3 separate regions of the Homo sapiens genome follow, and regions 1 and 2 are each linked to region 3. Evidence: chromatin loops called from intact Hi-C (ENCODE). Cell type or tissue: B cell. All regions are shown on one strand.

Region 1 (2,500 bases), 79 kb after region 3:
CGACTCCCACCTGCTCCGCTCTCACCAGAAGCCACCAGGGTTGACCCCAGCTATACCTCCTGGAACTGTCCCCGCCCTGCCAGGCCTGCTGCCACCATCCTGCATCCTCTGCCCCAATCAGTCCCCTGCCAGCCCCGTGATCTTCTCTGGGAAGCACTGACAGGCTAGTGTTCCCCACTCACAAGACTCCCAAGGCCCTTCACCCAGCGCAGCATTTGGGCTCCGCAGGCCCTGGCCCCACTGGCTAGCTCTGCCTTCCTGTCCAGCCCCACATGCTTGCCACACCCTGCTCAAATTCAACTATGGCCAGGTCCCCAAATGTACCCGCATCCATAGTCCCACTGCTCTGCTCAAAATGCCCACCCCTTGGGCCACTTGGAGAAACCTGACCGGTAGCCACAGTCCCGCAAATGTTTCAGAGGGAATCAGGCATGGGTCCCTGGCCTGCAGGGACATGGTGAAGCGTGTGCACAGTCCCGGGACATGGCTGGCCCTCTGCATCCTCCCATCTTTCCTCTGGCCCCACTGCCCTGGTCGTTCCACTCTCTAGTGGGGTGCGGGGTAGGCACAAGGCACACGCAGGGACAGCTTTGCCATCCCCAAGTCCTCACTGCACCCAGCCTCAGCTACGGCTCAACGCCTTCAAGCAGGAATACACTTGGGCGAATTGCTTTTCCCACAATGCTAAAGACAACACTTGGTCACATTGATGTTCAGAAAACATTAGCTACATAAACAGGTCTGTGTCTGTTTACACCCTGTCTTGCCCCTTAAAGGACTTCTAACAGCTTCTCAGGCTCATCGTTGCAAAGCCAGCCTGGCACAAGTGGTTATGAGCCTGCACTTGGTTATCAAATAAATCTGGGTTGAAAACAAAACTCTACCTCTATCCCAGGAGACCTGTGCAAGTCACTCAAACTCTCCGAGGCCCGGGTTCCTCATATGCAAAATAAAGACACTCACAGCGCCTTCTCCTTCATGGGGTGGTGGTGAGCCTTTCCTAAGTTGGTCTGTACAAGGCAACAAGCGCAGCACGCCCAGAATAACCACCAGGGTGAGCTGAACCATGACAGGAGATTAAGGAGACACCCCAAATAAAAATAAGGCCCATTTCCACAAACACACGAAATGCTGCAGACTTCCCATTTTTGACCAAGTTTACCCAGCGGACCTGCGTTACCCCTCACTGCTGTGATCTAAACGGCCGTCACACATGGGAAAATACTGTCACATGCTGGTGTCACTGCTGGTTCCTGGCCACTGCCATCGTGTCAGATCCTGTGTCCGTCCTTTGGGAAGTTCTTTCAATATAACAGATGAATAATGTCAAGGCTCCCAGTGTCTCGGGCTATCAGCAACTGCCAAGTGCCCCTAGGAGCACACATGAAGCCCACCTGCCCACTCTAGGCCGATGTGGCACACCTGAACCTTTAGAATGCTGCCACGTCGAGAATGTCTACTGTGAAAAGACAGAAGCAGGTGGCAGAGCCAGTAGCCTCTTTACAGACAAAAGGACTTCAGGGACCTAGTAAATGAATAGGGAACTACCTTATGCTGCACACAGACAATGCACTGTGACCTCAGACGCACCAGAGGTGGCAAATGTGGCCAAGTGATCCCGACCTCCAGTCCTGCCTCCACCAAAACAGAGCGACTCTGCATCCGCAAACACCAACCGCCTTCATTCAGGCCTCCCCAGCGCCAGGCCTCCTTCTGGATGGGAACTGTCCCTGGCCCTGCTTTTGGAGAAATCTGGCCTTGGAAGGTTAAGTAACTCTGCTCAAGGGCACAGGATTGTAACTTGTAAAGCAGGTCCAAACGGAAGCCCATCTGTTCCCAGAAGGTGCACTTCTGACCACCGTGCACATGCCCCCAGTGAGGGCTTGGGTGTGTGCAGATCTGCAAAATACAGATTCGGATTGGACTGGGGGGAAAACGAGGGCTCGAAATGGTTCTTCGCCGTCTTCTCGTTTCATCCTTCCGTGAGACTCAGCTCCAAATTAAAATTTCTATCCATGTAGTGGATAGAAATTTTACTTTTAAAAAAATATGTATTTACTGTCTCGTGTGCCTATACTTACCCGGGTAGACCGAATAAGCATAATCGTCCCCACCCAATGGATGAGGAGGTGCCTGGAGGGCTAAGAGTTGCCCAGGGGGACCCAGCTAGGAAACAGCATCACTCCCACACACGGCCTGGCACTTCCTGTAGAAAAGCTCAATTCAGTCCCACAAAATGTATTCAGCTGTGCCTCTGAAAGTGCACCCTCACCTGAGACCAGGAAAATGCCTTGACCCAGAGGGGGATTAAAAACAAGACAACCCTCTCAAAAGGAAAGAAGGGGTGAAATATGATACGGGTTGCCCGTGCTTCGCGTGTGTTTGTAAAACTGACGCCAAAGTTTTGGTAACATCTGCATCTTGTCATAACCACAAAACTGAAAACTCAAAAGCAATAATAACATGTTGGGTTTGCAATTTGAAGAGATTCACGTCTCTC
Region 2 (2,500 bases), 54 kb before region 3:
TTCCTTCTGAGGATTTACGCGTGGTTCTGATTCTCCTTCCACCATGGCCTACTATGACCATTTCTGCTGGCCCGGACTGCACTTCCAAGAAGTTACTCCCTTGTAAGTTGAACAAAAGTCAAAGCCATCTCCACCTACCTCCCAAACCGGAGGGTGCCAACTCAGAACTCTTGTGAAGCTACCATAGGGCAAGAACCCTCTAAGTTGTCCTATAAATTTGCAGAGAAAAAACGGGCTTTCCCAGCCCATTTAAAAACAACATAAAGTCACAAGTCTAGTTGTTATTAAATATTGCAGTCAAATACTGTTATAGATTATTCCTACAAAAATGCATTGCTTATCAAACATTATGCTCAAGACAGAAAGTTAAATTGAGATGAGGAATCATTTCACAGCTTAATACAGTCAAAGTGACTCAATATTCCTTTATTAATTCTCATTTAATATCACTTTAAATTGCTGCCATTATTATCCCACCGTAGACGAAAGATTCTGTGTAATTAGTCTGTATTAAGCCCTTTTTATTTATAAGGAGCCAAATAAACAAACCCACTTTAATTACCGGGGCTCCACAATATTGATCTGAGCATCAAAATTTAATATGACTTTATTTCAAATTTCCATATGACTAGTATTTAAATTTCTTCCAGCAATAACAATTTTGCAGGCACAAATGACTTTTCATTCAAAGTATGTAAATTACTGCCTAGCGCCGGGTGCGGAGGCCCTCGGTGCCCACAGCATGTTTACAGAGACCTCAGGGGCCTCCCCGCTGCACGCTTTGCTCCCTAATACGGCAGGAAAAGCCACCAATTACCAAAAGAGACAAAAGTCAACGAAGACAGGGAGTCTTCTCCCTCCCAAACCGTGTTCTCTCCCACTTCAGTACACGGTGTTAACGACATACAAATTTTGAGGTCATTAAGTATAAACAGGAACGGAGCGCCAGACAGGCAGGCAGGCAGGATGTGCTCACGTCAGCATTTCAAGTGCCCTCCTAATCCCACAATGCAAGTTTCGGCATTATTGTCTCAATTTAACTTGCATTAGTACCTAGCACCTTGATTACACTGTTGGGTGGTAATCTTCGCCTGCACATGCCATCATTACTTATGTCAAGCCTCTTGAGTTGTTATGAATACTACGTTGTTTTACGAGAGAGAGGAAATTAGTGCCAGTCCCCTAGAGTTTTGGGTGCTTAGCACAGAGGCACTGCGCAGCCCTCACAAATCCCACAACAAATCCTTGTTTAGTGCCAAATGGAGATAAGGACTTTGCAGCAACATTGGAGCATAAATAACTCATGTCCCTCTTTATTTGTAAATGTCAAAAAAAAAAAATCACCGTTCTTGAATGTTGCTTTTCACACACACACAGCACAACGGGTGTTTTTGGCCACGCAAGCACATACCAGTTGAGTAACACATTCCGAATTAACCCGCAAGACCAAGCTAATACGCAAAACAAAGAAATGTCCACAACACGTGTTTGAGAATTATCGTAAAATGCTGTTTGGGATGGATTTTTAATAAAAATGAACTTATCAAATTCAAGGGAAATGCACTGGTAACACAAGCCTTTCCTCGGGAGGACAATAAAGTGGAAAAAATGGGCTTCACATGTATTGCATTTTCCATGTTTTTTTTTAAATATGATCCACTATGTTGTTGAAAAGAATTATTTTCTGGTATTGTGGGGATTTTTGCATTGTCTGTTTATTCTGTTTACACAGCAAATGAAACCTACAATATGAATAAGTGAACTCCCTAGGGAGCACACGGAAGTCAGAAATGATGTACAGATGGGGACAGGGGCCCATGAAAACAGAATAGAAATTAATGTGCCCTCAACAGTCACATCTGGAATGGAACTGGCCAAATAAATAATTTTGACATTAAAAGAAATTAAAGATCAAGGACCGCAAATAGTAGAGTAAGTTTTTTAAAAAATAATATCATTAGTTTACACTATGTTTGAAATGGCATTTAAAATAAAATAATCAAATGTGCAGGCCAAAAAATGAGGCCTCGATGCATTTCCTCTTTTTCTTTCTTTCAATGGCCAGTAATAACCCATTTGAAACATCTTTCCCACAAAAGAATCTCCATATATTGCCTTCTTAAAGTGCTCTTATTTAAGAAACAACAAGATGCAGTCAAGTTTTTGCATCCTGAAATTGTTCATGTTTAATTTGGTAAAACATTAAAAGAAATCTCAGAAGGCAGACAGATAATCCTGTGCCTGCTACACAGCAGAGACAGTGGGGCCCCCATTTAAGGGTTCAACACCAAAACTGTGATTCCGTTCACTTCTTTTCTCTTGACCCCTCTGCTATCTTTATTGACGCAGCCCGAAGCAGACTAAACAAAAAGCAAAGGCAGGCTCTGGCAGTATCTTTTTTGAGACTGGGGTAAAGGTCTGTTGGAGACATCATTGTGAAAATGATAAAAGGCCTTGAGGTCACAGCCTGAAAGCCGGGGGGAGGGGGTGGGGCGGCGAG
Region 3 (2,500 bases):
TTGCTGAAAAGAGTTCTCATTTTAATTCATTCCTTTGTTGAACGTACTCAACAAAAATGGACCACGTGTCCCCCGGGCCCACAGGTTCACATGCGCTGGTGAACAGATGCAAAAACCACTGCTCGCAAGGTGCTGGGGGCCAGAGAGGGTCACCTCACTCCAAGGCACCTGCGTCCAGGAATTCTGCCTGCTCCTAAGTCTACTTCAGCAGCCAGGGTTTCCTTTGCACCACAATGAATAAAAGTCACGCAGAAATCTGACTTTGTGAAAATGATACATCTATCTCACTTCACTTCAACATAATGTAATATCACTAATATTAATAATTCTACCTCTAGAAATTATACTAGTCTCCCAAAGAAAGAGTCCTTGACCCAAAATATCAGAGGATATTAAACTGAGAAATGATCTACTGATGCAAATCATTAAATCTATTTGCATTTGCTTACTGAACCCTATCGCAGAAATTAAACTCCATGCGGTGGGAAGCTGGCTGCGCATGGTTAAGAGGAGACATCGTGGTGGATCCAAGCTCTATGTCATTAATTTTCCCACTTTCCCTCATTAACAAGTAAAATGTTTTTACTGCTTGAAAAGTTTTAATAAATAGAAAAAAGCAAGGCAGCTGACATAGTTTTTCATGTAATATACAAGGGCTTTTAATATTTTTACATACATTAATGAAAAAGCCAGGAAAAAAACGTTAAAAGGTGACACACGTGGGGAAAAACAAAAAGAGCAGGCTTCAGAAAAGGACGGACTGCTTGCACTTCCGTGCCCTTGACTCTGGCAGCTGTGCCCAGTCCTCACGGACATCAGCAGAAGGGGACCGCGTGGCCCTGCCCTCGGCCAGCCTCTCCCTGCCATCAGTAGCCCCGAAGTCTCAGGAACTCGGGCAAGGCAGTCTTTCACCGCTGGCCAAACATGTCTCCCGCTAACCAGACGATGTGCCTGCGATGCAGAATTCTCCACCAAGACCAAAGCGATGAACTGACACCGGTACAGGGACAAACTATGAGGCTCAGTCCTCATGGAGAAATCACACACTCACGTGAACATGTACTTAATTTAGCTAAAGACTCAGAATTCTGTGACATTGAAGGCTTTGAAGGCCACAAACCCACGTCTGTGGCAATTTCCACTGTCACTGACCTCTGGGGTGCAGGAGGCCCAGGCCCGGGGGCACACAGGTCTGCACAGAGTCATCCTCCTGGATGACCACCTGGGCATGCAGCGTCATGGTGACGCAGCTCAAGCCACAGAGGGCCCCACCGGGTGTGCACTGCCAGCAGCTGGAGCGCCACAGTCACGGCCCAGTGGTTCCCATGTGGGGAGCCTGCCCCTCCCACATGTTCAGGAAACGGGGCGCTCGGCCATGAGCGGGTGGGCGGCTGTGGCCTCCCCTCCTGTCTGCGGCCCCACTGGCCTTCCTCTCAGCAGGTCCCCCTTAGTGGGTCAGTTTCCACAGTTAAAACAATCACCTATTTTTTGGCCCATAACCATGAGAGGAGAGCTGTCCTTTGGTTCTTCTTATCCTGGTCCCATGACTGCCAAGCTTCTGATCATTATCCCACAGACAGAGCCTGAGCCCCACTTCCGGCAAGCCTGGGCTGAACATGCCAGCAAGGAGCCTGCCCACACCCTGGGGACTCGCCTTTGGTACTCAGCGTGGTTTCTGTGGCCTGGGGTCACTCTTGGACAGCGAGGGGTGCCCTTCCCAGGCGAGCGCAGGCCAGGCACAGGAGGCTATGCCTGACCCCTCTGGCTTTCTCTAAGGCATGTTCCACCGGTCTGCTGAAGAGTTTCTGGTGCTGGTTTGATATTTTGGTTTTGATCACTGCACCCAGTGGTGGGGTCTGGTAAATAAATAAATAAGAGAGTAAGGAAAGACTACAATGTCAGTACAGGTGAAAATACCTCGGAGAAACTTACAGAGATAGAATATCAGTGTAGAAGACACTGATCCTTGAAACTATGCAAAAATCATCAAAAAATAAAGAGCAACCCAGATCTACCTCGAGTTGTCAGACTGGGGATGAGGGCTCCCGGGGGCAGCTGCAAGCATGGGGGGCCTGCTTCCTGAGGGTGCCCTGGCCTGCGGCAGCTGATGCTCTTCCTGAAGTCACCTCTCCATCCCTCCCTCTGCCCCACCTATCATCCCCGGGGCCTTCTGTCTTTCCTGCCTGCAACTCTCCTACCTATCTATTAACCTTCCTCCACCTTCTCTCGAAAGTCCAATCACACCATAAAGGAGATGGTGACAAGGTACAAAAAGCCAAATGGTTAACCCAGCATCATTTAAATGCTCATTAATGTAAAAACAGTGCCTTTCTTCAGAGCATCTCTCTCCCTCACAGTGCACTTTGCATGTACTTGGGTCCTGTTTTTACTAAAGATACCTCCCCACATTTGTGTAGAATGTTCTATTTCTTTGAATTCCTTCCCACTGATCATCAACATCTGTCCACCCTGGTGCTGCAGCTGCCCTGCACCTCTGGGC

What was found. Peaks named below come from ENCODE experiments on the same cell type or tissue, not always from the same donor. Only the 100,000 strongest peaks of a DNase experiment are listed, where the experiment ranks them.
Region 1: it touches region 3 in a loop (20-fold over the local background); 2 of 110 quality-filtered maps call a loop at or near these places.
Region 2: a loop joins it to region 3, with 7 times the contacts of the local background. A loop is called at or near these places in 4 of 110 quality-filtered maps.

What each region holds. Positions count from the first base shown.
Region 1 is chr10:129,471,909-129,474,408 of GRCh38, reverse strand. The region is part of intron 1 of MGMT (O-6-methylguanine-DNA methyltransferase); the gene reads right to left. Among named protein-coding and RNA genes, the nearest start is that of MGMT, 5.9 kb to the right of the region's middle. RefSeq lists enhancers at 281-970, 851-1,000. In B cell, no CTCF peak of the experiment used is centred here; a DNase peak (open chromatin) is centred at 1,098; H3K4me3 peaks cover 881 bases; H3K27ac peaks cover 2,454 bases.
Region 2 is chr10:129,604,726-129,607,225 of GRCh38, reverse strand. All of the region lies in intron 2 of MGMT (O-6-methylguanine-DNA methyltransferase), which reads right to left. Among named protein-coding and RNA genes, the nearest start is that of MGMT, 140 kb to the right of the region's middle. RefSeq lists a silencer at 2,468-2,500. In B cell, no CTCF peak of the experiment used is centred here; a DNase peak (open chromatin) is centred at 975; H3K4me3 peaks cover 1,280 bases; H3K27ac peaks cover 611 bases.
Region 3 is chr10:129,551,069-129,553,568 of GRCh38, reverse strand. All of the region lies in intron 2 of MGMT (O-6-methylguanine-DNA methyltransferase), which reads right to left. Among named protein-coding and RNA genes, the nearest start is that of MGMT, 85 kb to the right of the region's middle. RefSeq lists an enhancer at 1,454-1,533. In B cell, no CTCF peak of the experiment used is centred here; a DNase peak (open chromatin) is centred at 1,258.